Regions from separate parts of the Homo sapiens genome. Here all the other regions are linked to region 2. A link is a contact called in ENCODE Hi-C or POLR2A ChIA-PET data. All regions are on one chromosome and are shown on one strand. The core of a region is the stretch at or near the end of the contact, and the rest is flanking DNA. Distances in the headings are between cores, read along the strand shown. Region 1 overlaps RBM20 (RNA binding motif protein 20). Region 2 overlaps RBM20 (RNA binding motif protein 20). Region 3 has its middle 27 kb from the start of PDCD4-AS1. Region 4 overlaps RBM20 (RNA binding motif protein 20).

Region 1 (3,235 bases), core at 367-2,866, 74 kb before region 2:
TTCCCTGGCAAGAGGGAGCCCCGCTCAGAGAACATTTAAATACCGTAGAACCATCCCTGTTACAGGTTTCCTTTGGGATGCTCTTGACGCAGGAAATATGGCTTATTCTCATAAATACTTTGAGATGTACTTCAGTTTCTCCAAACTTTATGCATAACAACACGACTGTAACAACAAAAAGGGAAATTCTTGAAAGAAAAAATATTAGCAGTAATCTCTTTGTCAGATTGTTATTTTTCTCTTTTGTGTTCCTTCCTTTTATTTTTGGTCATGTGCATATATTTTAAAGTATCACACATGGTTTTACATTCTATTTTCCTGTTAACATTATGATGTAAAAAGACTTTTCTTGCAGTTGCATCCTCTTCATAATTTAATTTTTCATGATGGCATTGGCGCTGCCAAAGAAAGTCACTTTCCCATGCCAGGAGAAAAGACCATCTCTCCTGTGGCTGCCTCGAAGCCCCCAGGCCTAGAAACGTCTCCAATCAGGAAACAGAAGCCTCCAGTGGATCATCTTCAGGGATCGCTGGAGAACCACGTGGGCATGTACACATACCTCCTCACTGAGCTGACTTACCCAAAGTTATTATTCACCTACTGATGGACAATGATGGTTCTAGTTTTTCTGTCTTATCAATACTATAGTAATGGCTTTCTTCATGCATGTCATTTTGGAATATTTTCTCAGAATGGGATTATTATTTCTAAGCGTATGAATATTTTTATTGCTTTTGATATATTAGCCACATTGCTTTACAATAAAGTTGTACCTGTTTAAAAAGTTAGCAGTAACATAGGAGGATATTGGTCTCACAATAACTAAGCGGAACCACTCTGCCCAGCTTTGAATTCCAGCTTGACACTTGGCATTTACCAGCTGTGTGAACTTCTGCAAAGTATTTAACCTACCTGTGCCTCAGTTACTGCCTCTTTAAAGTGGGAGTGACACAGTACCCACCTCATAGGTCTATTATTGGGAATGAGTATTTGTATATTGCTCAGAACAGTGTCTACCAAAGTATTATGCATTGTGCGCTCGTGAAACAAACACCTCTCCAGCTCAAGATTTTTTTTAAAAAACTAATTTAATAGAAGTAAAATGACACTGTTTAAGATATATATATATATGTATATATATCGACATGCTTATTAACCGTATTTACAAGAAACACTCCCTTTAAATCTCTTTATTGGTAAAGATATCTTTTAAAATGTTAATTTACAGAAGAGATCCATTCTGGTGTGATTATTGATATTATGTAGGAATTCTTTTTCAGCTTTTACAGAGTTGCTATCCCTTTAGGGTGGAGTCTCATCACCAAAATATCACCTGGGACCCGAGGTGCTGAGGCTCATAATCAGCCACTTAGCTCTGAAGACTTCAAATTCACCCCAGAGGGACAAACTTAGGGGGTATTTTAGGGCCCTATTAGGGACTCTTCTTCCTATCTTGTCCGATGACGGCTCTCGGAGGCTCCTGGTTTTGATGTCTGGCATTGCTTTTACCCGGTGGGCTTCAGGGAGCCGTCCCTGCCGCGCTTTGCGTTTCTCCGCGCACTTGGACAGGGTTCTGCCACGAGGGAGGCGATGCCTGGCGCCGCGGGTGGGGGCAGTGGTGAGACTTCGGCCCCTGGTGGCCGGAGAGGTCGCAGCACTTGTCAGTTTATGGCTCCCTCGGCTTTCCCCTTCTTAATCCGCTTTCTGCTGAGCTCTCCGAATAATTCAACCCTCGTGTTTGAAAACTAGAAGCCTGAGAGGTCTCAGCGAGACAGTCAAAGGGGAGGCTCCCCTCGCCGAGTGTCACCCGGGACCCTGCGTCCCCGCTCTGCAGAGACCTTCTCTCCGGGCTGCTGCCGTCCTCCCTCGCCCGGCGGAGCTTCCGTGATCGTCAGCCAAAGCCCCCGGGGCGGTGCGCCGCAGGCGGTCTTCCCGGGTGTTCGCGGAAGCTGCGCGCTCGCGCCCCCACGGTTCTCCAGCGACCCCTGAAGATGCTTCCGTCCGCGGATAGGGGACGTTTCAGACCTGGGGTGGGCACAGCGGTCCCCGGTGAGATGGTCTTTTCTCCTGGAGTGGGAAGGCAACTTTCTTTTGGAGTGCCAGTGCCCCCAGAGTGCTAGGTTGTACCGTGGACTTGTACTTGAGTTTTTCAAATAAAGCTTGACACATACTTAGTATAGAGCAGTAGAAAGCAGGGAGGAAAAACTCGTCATGGGTCCACTATCTAAAATCAACTGATATTTGGAATAGTTCCTTTGCTTTTTTGTCTATACATACGTTAGATTTATTTTTTCTAGTTTTTAATTGTACTATGAAGCTCAACTTTGAACTTTGCATTTTTTCTCTTATTATTATTTTACAAACATACATACTGGCTGCATAATATTCTGTCATGCCATATACAGCCACTCTACTTTTGAATATTTAGGTGTTTTTTTATTTTCATTAAAAAATTCTGCAGTAAACATCTTTCTGGCTAAAACTTGTTTCCGTATTAGGTTATAGTCTCATTATCATAGGGCAGAGTGAGAATGTTTTTAAGGTTCTTGATACATATTCCTGAATGGCTTTTCTTTCTTTTTTCTTTTTTCTTTTTTTTTCCTTTTTTCTGAGACGGAGTCTTGTTCTGTTGCCCAGGCTGGAGTACCATGGTGCAATCTCAGCTCACAGCAACCTCTGCTTCTTGGGTTCGAGCAATTCTCCTGCCTCAGCTTCCCAAGTAGCTGGGATTACAGGCACACACCACCATGCCTGGCTAATTTTTTTATTTTTAGTAGAGACAGGGTTTCACTATGTTGGCCAGGCTGGTCTCAAACTCCTGACCTCGTGATCCACCCAGCTCGGCCTCCCAAAGTGCTGGGATCACAGGCGTGAGCCACCATGCCCAGCATCCAAATGGCTTTTCAAAAAATTTGTATAAATGTTTACTCCTGCTAGCTGTGCTTAAGTGTTTATTTCCGGCCAGCCTCACCAGCACCAGGAATTATGAGAATACTCTTAAGATAATGTCACTAAGGCCACAGGCGAGGAGAGCTTAGAAGGTACTGGCTGCTGAAGTCTGTGTGATCTGAAACCTAGATGTATATTCTGCAATCTGCTTGTTTCCAACTCCCCACATTCTGAGGACAGTGGCCTATATTGAAACTGGAGGAATGAGGTTTACTTGTGTTTCAGGGATTGAAGTGGTACTAGAGGTTGTGTTGGATTGCTAAGTTCAGAGAGCCATCAGAAATTG
Region 2 (3,270 bases), core at 762-3,261:
TGTCACATTTCCTGAGTTTGAGCCTCAGCTCTTCCACTTGCTGGCTGTGTGGCACTGGGCAAACTCCTTCACCTCTCAGTGCCTCAGATACCTCTCTATACAGAGGAAATGCAAGCGGAAGTATAAGGAAGATCACACGAAATAGCGCCTGTCAATCACTGTCAAGCACAGTGCCTGGCACACAGTAGGTTTGCAGGATGCCTGTGGTTTCTGTCACCCTGATGTGACTCTCCTGGGGCCCTTGAAGGTAGCATTCCAGGCCCTCAGAATCTCCAGGGGAGTGACTGGGAGCTGTAGTTTCACCAGCACCGGGCTGATGCTTGTGGCTGGGAAACGCCACTACCAAGGTGATGAAAGGTGAAGGTGGGTTGATATATAAAATAAAAGAACTTGGAGGAAAGTTAATACCTTTGAACATTGGTTCCCAAAGTGTGGTCCTGCACCAGCAGCAATATCCACCTAGCAACTTGATGGAAACGCAGATTCTCAAACCTTCCTCCAGACTTACTGAACGGAAACTCTGGGGGTGGATGCTAGTGATATTGTGTTTGAACAAGCCCTCCAGGTGTGTCTGAGGCCTGCTGAAGTTTGCAAACCATACTTTAGAATGTGAAAGAGCCAGTCCCTATTTCATTTCAAATGAGTTTAGATGTATATTTAGCTACTGAAATAAGAAATCTAAAGATATGTACACTTGTACCAAGAAGACAAGGAAAGAAATCTGCTGATATGAAGACTCAGTTATATTTCGAACAAAGGCAATGAATCCATCTTGGTCCTTTGCTTGGCTCATGGTGAAACATAGCGGCCACCATGTGGGTCAAGAGGCTTGTGTTCAGGACAGCTGAAGGGATGGCCTTGACCTTACTGTCCTCCCAGCACCAAAAGGAGCCAAGAGCGAGAGGTTACTTCTGCCTCTCCGGAACTCCAGCACTTCCTCCCTGGGGGTGCTGGCATCTTTCTTATGCACTGTCACTCTCCTCGTGGTTACTGTTGTTTGGGTCAATGTTGTAAGCAGTTGCTTGAATACAAACCCTCTGCTTTTTCATCCCTGTTTCTCCTGGGCAAACCCAAATGTGACTGCAAAACATCTCCAAATAGAGTCCAGTTCTTCTAAGTGTCAAGGCTTGGCCCAGCCACTGCCTCTGCTGTAAAGACTTTCTAGCCTGAATACCACCATGGCAAGTCATAAGCCTTGTTCTTCCCCTCCTGTGCTCCACATCCCAGGGATTTGATCCCTGCAGGCTGCATTTCCAGGCGCCTGCTGGGTTTGAACAGTGCAAGCCTCTGGGGTGAGACTGCAGGGTGGTCGGAGAGGGATGCCAGGGTGGTTCTCCCCCTCCTCTGTGGCTGGCTGTCTGACAGTGGCTGGGGATCTTCCAGGGCTCTATTGCTACTCCTGTCCCCACTAGCTTTTGTGTACCTTCTTGTCTGTTTGATAAATTCTCTGGATTAAATTCTCCAAGGGATTTGGAGTGGTTTCTCTTTTCTTTATTGGGTCCTGACTAACTTAGCCCCTTGTCTTGCTTCCACTGGGAGTGGTCACTCAGCATTTGCATACGTATCTTCTCCAATAGCCATGAGCTTCTCAGGAGTAGCCGTCATATCCAATTCAATGTCACATCCTTAGTGCCTACTCCAGGAGCTGTCACTTTCAACATGCTTGGTGTTTGATGAATGAATGCGTGATAACATGTGAGGAGGGCTGAAAATGCAAAGGAAAATCAAAGTATGCCGTATATTCAAAATGCATGCAACAAGCAAGGTTTACCATATGGAAATAGCGATGTATGCCCTGCCTAGTAATCTAGTTTAAAATAGTAATAATAAACCTTAAGCTTGTCCACAGTACAGATTTTTTAAACAATAATTTGAGAATGTTCAAATCTGTTCCATTATAAGCCACCCCAGAACTTAATGATTTAGAACCCTTTATTATTTCTCATGATTCTGTGGGTTATGACTTGAGTTGCCTTCAGCTGTTCTTGCCTGGGCTCGCTCATCACCACGTTTGGTAGCGATTCGGCTGGAATTCATATGCGTGGGACCTCAGGAGAAATGGAGATTCTCTCTCCACTAGAATCTCATGCTGAAGGAGGCTGGTGCGGGCTTGTTCACAAAGTGGCAGTCTTCCAAGAGGGTGAGGGGCAAACTCTGAGGCCAATTGAGGTAGAGGCTTGGAAGTTACACAGCATCTCTTCCTGTGCATTCTGCTTCAAAGCAAGTCAAGAGCCCAGCCCAGATTCAAAGGATAGGGAAATAGACTCATGTCTTAATGGGAGGGGCTTCCAGGAATTTGTGGCCATATTTAATCCACTGTAGAGTGGTTATTCTCATTACGAAACATTCTTTATTACAACATTTAGTATGGCTGTACCTTAAGTAGAGCCTCCTGGAATAGATTTAAAAGGTTGCTCAACTGGTAAGACCCACAAATGGAGAGCTGCCACTGCTTTCCTTAGTTCTTTGTCTGACCACCAGATGGTGGCATTGCTCAGTCGACCCCGAGTATTTCAAGGCCGGCACCAAATTCCACCTGGAGATGCCCTTCAAGCTGTGGGAATTCTATGATTTTGCACAGCTGGATTGGGAGCAGGCAGTGCTACCTATGGAGAGGGTCTGGGATTAGGGTTGCAATGGGCATTGGATGCCTCTTTCTCCCTGACTCTTCTAGAACTGTTGTGGGAAATTTCTTCACCTCCCCAAATGGGGGACTGGAGTAAGATGCTGCAAATATCATCCCATCACAATGGACTCAATCATGAAGAAAAATATCGTTTGTAATAAAAAAATTGTTTGCATACTCATGAATTGTCTATCGAAATTACATTGTATTGATTTCATCCTAGTGATGTAAATAATTCTATACCACTTCTTTTTCTTTTTTCTACCCTCTGCACCATTATAGTTGTTTGTATAACAGTGTCTGCAAAAACTGATAACATTTGATTAAGGCCTGCAGTCTAGTCCATTGTATTGTGCCAGTGTCAATTTCCTGGTTTTGATCATGTAATATAGTGATATAAGATGTTATCATTGGGGAAGATAGGAGATAAGGACATAGACCTTTCTGTACTATTTTTGCAACTTCTTGCAAGTCTATAAGTATTTCAGAATAGAAAGTTAAAAAAATACCCTCACTAAAAATAACCTCCACCTGCTTGTGTATTACTGGTATTTGCATCATCATTTGGGAGAAAAGTTGAGCATTGATTTTAAAAACTCTTTTTTTGGGGGGGGGGGTCATTCTGGCAGGGTAGCACTGGCTTC
Region 3 (3,242 bases), core at 80-2,579, 97 kb after region 2:
TCTCATGCTTTGGGTGCATCAGCCGCACCTGGTGAGCTTGCTAAAAATGCATATTCCTGGCGCCCCCATGGAGATTCTGACTCATTAGGTCACGGGGAGGACCCAGGCATTTGCATCTTAGCAAGCCTGGGGGGTAATTCAATGCAGGTGCAGTCCACCGATGACACTTAGAGAAACACTGCCCTAGATGTCAACCAGGGACTTCCCCAGTAGCTCCTGGAATAGAAGCAGCATTTATTTTACTGGGTGGTAGGGCCATTGAAGGTAGGGGCACTTTAGTGTGAAAAAGGCTTGACAGTAGGAGGCAGAGAAAAGGAGACCAGCATGGCCATGGCAGAAGGGGCTGGTGGCAGCTGGTGGGTGGGGGAGGCGGCGAAGGATGGGGGTGGGAGCGTGTCACAGTCATCGAACTGGGTTTGGGAGCATGTGTTATGATTTTTAGTTGGGTTCGTACTTACTGTGCTCAGGCAAAAGTCAATTTTCCAATGCTGTCTTTATCTTTGTTAATGGCTGGAAGTGTTGTGGTTATTAAACAGCTCCTCGAGATCTGATGGAAGCCCTGCTGCTGAAGACAGAGAGCTGTGTGGAGTCAGCAATCCTTACTCAGAGGAGAAACAAGGAACAGGGCCACTGCCCAGGGCCGCGTTGCTGTCAGCGAGGAACTCTGGGGTCACACACACTTTCTCTCCCTCTTCCACAAGACACTACTGCTGTCAGCTCGGCCCTGCTGATTCCTGAGTCCCCCTGCATGGCACACTTAGTGTACTCCATAGGGGCACTGTCTCTTGGCCTCTTCACAACTGGAGAAGCAGGTACTGTTATTCTCCCCATTTCATAGATGGAAAATGAGGCTCCGAGAGACAAAGTGGTTTGTCAAGGGTCAGACGACCAGTAAGTGGCAGAGTTGGGATTCAAACCCAGGTCCACATGACTGTCAAACCACACTCTTAGCCACTATTCTCCACTGCCTACCTCCTGTTCCTGCCTCTCCCTAAAGCCTCTAGACTCTGGGTCTGCCCAGAGCTGCTTGGATAAATTAGAAAGTCTAATTTAGCAATACTGCAGTTACCTATGGCTGAATTCCTGATTGTTAAATTCCAGAAACTGATTTCTCCAGTACCTCTCCTCCCTGGAAAGTAAAGAAAGGCCTCCACCCACAGCACTATACCCAGAGAAATACTGTTTCTTCCTTCTTCTCACTTGGGAGAATATTCCAGGGGAGCTGAGTCTGAGGGCAAGAGAGGAAGGAGGGCCCCGGGGGCTGCTCAAGTTCCTCCTGTTTCAGGGAGGAGAAGAAAGAGAAGCAGCTTGCTTTCTGCTCTCAGGGGACTTGGGGACAAAGGGGAGTGATCAAAAGGGGATTTCCCACAGCCCCAAAATGCTAGCCGGATTGCACTTGTGACCTCTCCTTCCTGAGTGAAACTAGATTGTTGACTTGCCTGCCACCTGTTTCCAACATGGAGTAGAGATGTTGCACATACATGATGCCATGTGTCCAGATTAAGACAACAAAAAATTATAAACAAGGATTGAAGAAAGTTGGAGGCAGCAAATATATGGTCTGTAAGGGCTCATACAGCAAGAGATGTGACTAGAAGCCTCCTGGGAGCCAAGGCAGAAAGAAAAAAAAAAAAAACATGCTCTGTCCTTAGGCTGGAGAGAGCATTCCAGGTTATCTGGGGAGATTGTTCTACTTGACTCTATATTCTGGAATAATTCTCCTGAGGGACAGTACAGAGGTACTGAGAGGTGTTGGAAAAATCCTTAGGGAGCTCACAGCCCAACATTGGAGAAGAGCATAGTGGGAGCGGGGACACTGGGATGGCTTCTGGTCTGTGTGAACTGGTTCCTGATGTTGGGGCAACACCTCCCAGTGTCCGAAGGCCTGATCCTTGCTCACACCTGCCCAGCCACCTGAGAGTGAGTATGCTGGCTGGAGTTCATGAATTTTTGTTTGGGTTTATTTTCAAGCTCTGTTTTTCAAATTTCTCTGTTAAGTGGCTGAACTTCCAGGAACCAGTGTTCACAGGCCAAGGAGGAGGCCACCATCATCTCTACTACCTGAGTGCCCTGCCACACCCACCTGACAATAGAGAGCTCTAGGGTGGGGCCCCTGCTCTTTGGATTGTTGGGGGAAATAAACCTCTCCAGCATTTATTCTTTGGGGTTACCCCAAACGGATGACCACAGCCAGGAGGGAACAAAGCCTGACTGGGAAGTGCTGATTCTCTCTGGCAGTTTGGGAACTTCCCCTCAAACCTGTCTGATAAGGAGCGGCCTAGGGAGGAGGGGTGCAAAAGGTGTGCCCCGTTTGCCCGTGAGATCTCTCACCATCACTGTATGCAAGCCTAGGAAGAACAGAGCTTTCTGGCTCAGGGACAGATCTCCATGCTGGGAATCAGGACCTTGAGTTCCTGGGTCAAATCCACAATGAACTCATTCTGAGATGTAGGCAAATGTTTACCTTCTGTTGCTTCGGTTTTCCCATCTGTGCATTTGATGTGTGCCTTGTGCGTGCCAGAGGTTTTTGGGAAGAAAATAAGAGTGGAGACTTGCTGTCAATCACAAGGTGGGGGGTGGTCACTTCTCTACCTGAATCTCCCACATGGGCCTGTGGGGAGCTATGGTCCTTATTACCATCCTCCTGCCCCCAGCAGGGGAGCCTACCCATGAGGCAGGCTTGCTTGGGGTCGGCCAGCCTGGTCTCTGTGGTTTTTGTCTCCTGGGCTCCTCGTATGGCTTAGCTTGGCCCTCCACCGACCCTACTTAATCTTGCCTCCTCTCCACCCACCTTCTCACCCCCACAGCCTCCATTTGTGGTTCAGCTATGCTCAGTGCCTCGGGGGTTCCCAAATAGGCCCCTTCCAGCTCCTTGATTTTGTAAATGGTTTTCCCACTGCTAGGAATACCTTTTGGCCCTTTCTGTCTACCTGGAAACTACGACTTTTTTTTTTTAACATTCTACTTAGGTGTTGTCTTCTTTACGAAGCCTTCCTTGACTTCTCTGACCTCCCTGCAGGTATTGCTGGTCCCCCACTGTGTCCCAGAACACTTTGTACCCCTAGCCCAGACACACACACAAAGGCCCCTCTTTTTTTTTTTTCTTTTTTTTTTGAGGCGGAGTCTCACTCTGTCACCCAGGCTGGAGTGCAGTGGTGCCATCTTGGCTCACTGCAAGCTCCGCCTCCCGGGTTCACGCCATTCTCCTGCCTCAGCCTCCCGAGTAGCTGGGACCACAGGTG
Region 4 (3,341 bases), core at 698-3,197, 75 kb after region 2:
GGAACTGCTTGGGAAGGGTAAGGATTATTCATTTTGACAAGAGAGGGCCATGGATAGGTGATTCAGGGAGATAAAAATAAAGTCACCTGTTGGTAGAAGCTATAATAGCTAAAAAGGTATTTGTAGTTGCTTTATACTCAGGCTAGTGCAGTAGACTTCAGCAAAGCTTTCAGTGGAATCTTCCACAGCAAACACTGGAAACAAAGGACTTTAGGATTTGAACCATGTATCCCTGTCCAGTAATAACTGGTGAAACCAGTCAGCCCTGAGCTTCTGCTCCAGCTGGCTCCTAGTCAGCTCAAGGGGGTGTGTCTGATTGTAAGAAATCAGAACTAGAGTGGTTTACTTAGAACCAACCTCAGCCAAGAATGTCCTAGAACTGCAGCTTGGCCCTCAGAAAGCCCAGGAGTAGTCATTGATTTGGTGGCCAAAGTTTAAGTCATGGGAGAATATCCCCCAGAAACTTCTAATGTGGGGGTTGGCAAAGTTTTCTAGGACTAGATAGTAAATATTTTAGCCTATGTGGGCCAAGGGGCAAAATTGAGGATTTTATGTAGGCACTTCTATAATCACTTAAAATGTAATTATGTAAACGTGTAAAATTCATTCTTAGCTCACAAGCTATACAAAAACAGGCTGTAGGTCAGATTCGGCCTGCAGACTATAGTTTGTTGACCCTTGTCTTAAAGGTTGGGTAGAGGCCCTAATTCTCAAACCAAACACCTGCTTTCAATTGTTCAGTTTCACAGACATGCGCACTACTGTGAGGGTCCTGATTTGGGGGAAGGGAATACAAGGAAGGAGGAAAGGGAGTGTTAGTTTGGGCTATCACTCAAGGACAGAGGGCAACAGAAAGGTGTGAGGGCACTCTGACTGTGCCCTTTCTACCTATAAGTGTCCTGAATGATTTTTTTCATAGCCAAGATGACTCTGTTGGGGAAATGTCACCGTGATGGTTAACCCTGGGGTCTTGGCCGGCCCAAGTCAGTTCAAGTTTTGTTGCTTCTACTCTGCAAAAAATACCCAGTTTGCCAGGTATTTCTGCCCCCTAAAGACATCGGGCCAGGCTTCAAGACATTTCTCTGCCTCCATTTGTCTGTGTGACTGTGAGCAAATTACTTAACCTCTCTGAACCTCAGTTTTCTAATCTATAAAACGAAGATGCTGATAGCAGCTGCCTCCAAGGGATTCTGGGAGGATAAAGGAAATGCTGTATGTGAAACCTATCTGAGAGCTGGGACCTGCATTCAATATCATTCTTTTTTTCTTCTCCCTGTCACTGCTCACTGTTGATTTGGTTTGCTCTGTTCTTCCTTTGATAAGGCTGGAAAAGAGGAACAGGAGGGCATGGAAGAAAGCCCTCAATCAGTGGGCAGACAGGAGAAAGAAGCAGAGTTCTCTGATCCGGAAAACACAAGGACAAAGAAGGTAAAGTTTGTTTCAGATTCTGCACTTCTGCCATGAGGGACTGAGTCACAGGAGTCCCCCTTTTGCCTGGTGATGTCCTGCTGGATGGAATATGGCTGAGACCCCACCATTAGTTCCATGAATGAACCAGTCCTCCTAGCGCTACTTTGGAGGAGTGGCTGTGCCTGGAATCTTCGGACAGTTTTTATTGAAGCGATCTTTACCCACATGTCTGGGCTCTGCTCACTCTCCAGCAATTTGGCTGTGTTCCTACGAGAAAACATGTGCCCAAAAAAAGACTCAGGCTTCAGAGCCAGGCTCCCAAAATAGACAAGTCCCTTGGCGGGGATGGGGCGAGAAGCTGCTTTGGGCACTCAAGCTGGGGCCCTGACTTCAGCAGGCCCAGACCCTAGGATTAACAAGCCATCTACTGTGCTTGTATAGATTGTTTTACTTAATTAAAATGAAAAAATCCAGTTACAGTTCTCCTGGGCTGGAGCTGCCACAACAAAAAGAAATATCCTTGGAACAGGGCCATCTTCGTGCCTTTCCGGTCAGGAGAGGCAGGAGAAATGAGTATCGCTGGCAGGGAAGCTGATCTCCTAAATCTGTCTGTGGAGTTGGGAGTCCATGGGCTGCTGCAGATGCCAAGGGGAAAGTTCTAGAAGGGGCCTAGTAGAAGCTTTGGCTGTGGGAGTGTATGTACCCCTGCTGGGAGAGGGTGCTTGGGGGGAATTTTGTGAGGGGCTTTGCTGCAGTTACATTTAGTGATGACCCAGATGCAAGAAAGATGCTCCAGTAAGTATTTAGAGTTTATAACTTCATTATTCATGCATTCAAAAACTGTATATTGAGCACCCATTATCTACTGGGGCTTGAAATTCTTTGCGTCACTTTAAATATGGTGGATTAAGCATTAAGGGCCTATTCCAAACTTTGAGCATCACCCTAAAGATGAGTTGGTGCCGTGGGACTTGAGTGGTTCACAGTAATTGTACCAGGTAGAGGTAAGAATGCTCAGATTCTTCCTGATTTGAGTGGTCCTTATGGCCAAGTCTTGTGCCTTCCAGTTGAATGCTCTCAACCACCCTCTGACCTCCATTCTGCATTTTTGTACAGGAACAAGATTGGGAGAGTGAAAGTGAGGCAGAGGGGGAGAGCTGGTATCCCACTAACATGGAGGAGCTGGTGACAGTGGACGAGGTTGGGGAAGAAGAAGATTTTATCGTGGAACCAGACATCCCAGAGCTGGAAGAAATTGTGCCCATTGACCAGAAAGACAAAATTTGCCCAGAAACATGTCTGTGTGTGACAACCACCTTAGACTTAGACCTGGCCCAGGATTTCCCCAAGGAAGGAGTCAAGGCCGTAGGGAATGGGGCTGCAGAAATCAGCCTCAAGTCACCCAGAGAACTGCCCTCTGCTTCCACAAGCTGTCCCAGTGACATGGACGTGGAAATGCCTGGCCTAAATCTGGATGCTGAGCGGAAGCCAGCTGAAAGTGAGACAGGCCTCTCCCTGGAGGATTCAGATTGCTACGAGAAGGAGGCAAAGGGAGTGGAGAGCTCAGATGTTCATCCAGCCCCTACAGTCCAGCAAATGTCTTCCCCTAAGCCAGCAGAGGAGAGGGCCCGGCAGCCAAGCCCATTTGTGGATGATTGCAAGACCAGGGGGACCCCCGAAGATGGGGCTTGTGAAGGCAGCCCCCTGGAGGAGAAAGCCAGCCCCCCCATCGAAACTGACCTCCAAAACCAAGCTTGCCAAGAAGTGTTGACCCCGGGTAACTATCTCCCCTTTCCTCACGGGTGGTCGGGTTGATTGGACTCCTGCTCACCTGATAAAGTATGAGCATGTGCAGGCTGGAATGAACATAAGTAAGGTTTCAACTAGCATTAAAGTGGGTGCAGAAAGTGATTTAGCAACAAAGGCAAGCC

What was found. A loop is a pair of places that touch in the nucleus more often than their neighbours do. ChIA-PET counts read pairs that join two places held with the same protein, here RNA polymerase II (POLR2A). Pooled maps may share reads with other maps.
Region 1: a loop to region 2 is called in a map of CD8-positive, alpha-beta T cell, with 5 times the contacts of the local background. The contact joins two enhancer-like sites. A Hi-C loop is called at or near these places in 8 of 168 maps with a recorded cell type or tissue (CD8-positive, alpha-beta T cell, PC-3, Right ventricle myocardium inferior and 5 more), 1 of 37 single-sample maps with no recorded cell type and 11 of 50 pooled maps. POLR2A ChIA-PET finds 5 or more read pairs at or near these places in 4 of 52 experiments (CD4-positive, alpha-beta T cell, MCF 10A, OCI-LY7 and 1 more).
Region 3: a loop to region 2 is called in a map of GM12878, with 6 times the contacts of the local background. The contact joins two enhancer-like sites. A Hi-C loop is called at or near these places in 2 of 168 maps with a recorded cell type or tissue (Caco-2 and GM12878), 27 of 37 single-sample maps with no recorded cell type and 11 of 50 pooled maps. POLR2A ChIA-PET finds 5 or more read pairs at or near these places in 7 of 52 experiments (CD4-positive, alpha-beta T cell, CD4-positive, alpha-beta memory T cell, GM12878 and 4 more).
Region 4: a map of gastrocnemius medialis shows a loop between it and region 2 (2.2-fold over the local background). The contact joins two enhancer-like sites. A Hi-C loop is called at or near these places in 2 of 168 maps with a recorded cell type or tissue (gastrocnemius medialis and mammary epithelial cell) and 8 of 50 pooled maps. POLR2A ChIA-PET finds 5 or more read pairs at or near these places in 3 of 52 experiments (Panc1, T-cell and WTC11).

The regions. Positions count from the first base shown.
Region 1 is chr10:110,670,620-110,673,854 of GRCh38, forward strand. All of the region lies in intron 1 of RBM20 (RNA binding motif protein 20), which reads left to right. Among named protein-coding and RNA genes, the nearest start is that of RBM20, 28 kb to the left of the region's middle. RefSeq lists an enhancer at 1,887-2,176. Within about 2 kb of position 1,617, at least 25 of the 41 ENCODE cell types and tissues checked have a DNase peak (open chromatin) inside an H3K27ac peak, as active enhancers do; they include heart right ventricle, where a contact is called at or near this core.
Region 2 is chr10:110,744,065-110,747,334 of GRCh38, forward strand. The region is part of intron 1 of RBM20 (RNA binding motif protein 20); the gene reads left to right. It overlaps LOC124902498 (a long non-coding RNA gene), which reads right to left. Exons shown (of 3, transcript XR_007062286.1): 3 at 1,630-1,705. Among named protein-coding and RNA genes, the nearest start is that of RBM20, 100 kb to the left of the region's middle. Within about 2 kb of position 2,012, at least 4 of the 41 ENCODE cell types and tissues checked have a DNase peak (open chromatin) inside an H3K27ac peak, as active enhancers do; they include GM12878 and heart right ventricle, where a contact is called at or near this core.
Region 3 is chr10:110,841,867-110,845,108 of GRCh38, forward strand. No RefSeq gene overlaps it. Among named protein-coding and RNA genes, the nearest start is that of PDCD4-AS1, 27 kb to the right of the region's middle. RefSeq lists enhancers at 692-761, 832-911, 1,042-1,101, 1,172-1,241, 1,252-1,311 and 2 more. Within about 2 kb of position 1,330, at least 10 of the 41 ENCODE cell types and tissues checked have a DNase peak (open chromatin) inside an H3K27ac peak, as active enhancers do; they include GM12878, where a contact is called at or near this core.
Region 4 is chr10:110,818,749-110,822,089 of GRCh38, forward strand. It overlaps RBM20 (RNA binding motif protein 20), which reads left to right. Exons shown (of 14, transcript NM_001134363.3): 10 at 1,324-1,428; 11 at 2,527-3,187. Among named protein-coding and RNA genes, the nearest start is that of PDCD4-AS1, 50 kb to the right of the region's middle. Within about 2 kb of position 1,948, at least 21 of the 41 ENCODE cell types and tissues checked have a DNase peak (open chromatin) inside an H3K27ac peak, as active enhancers do.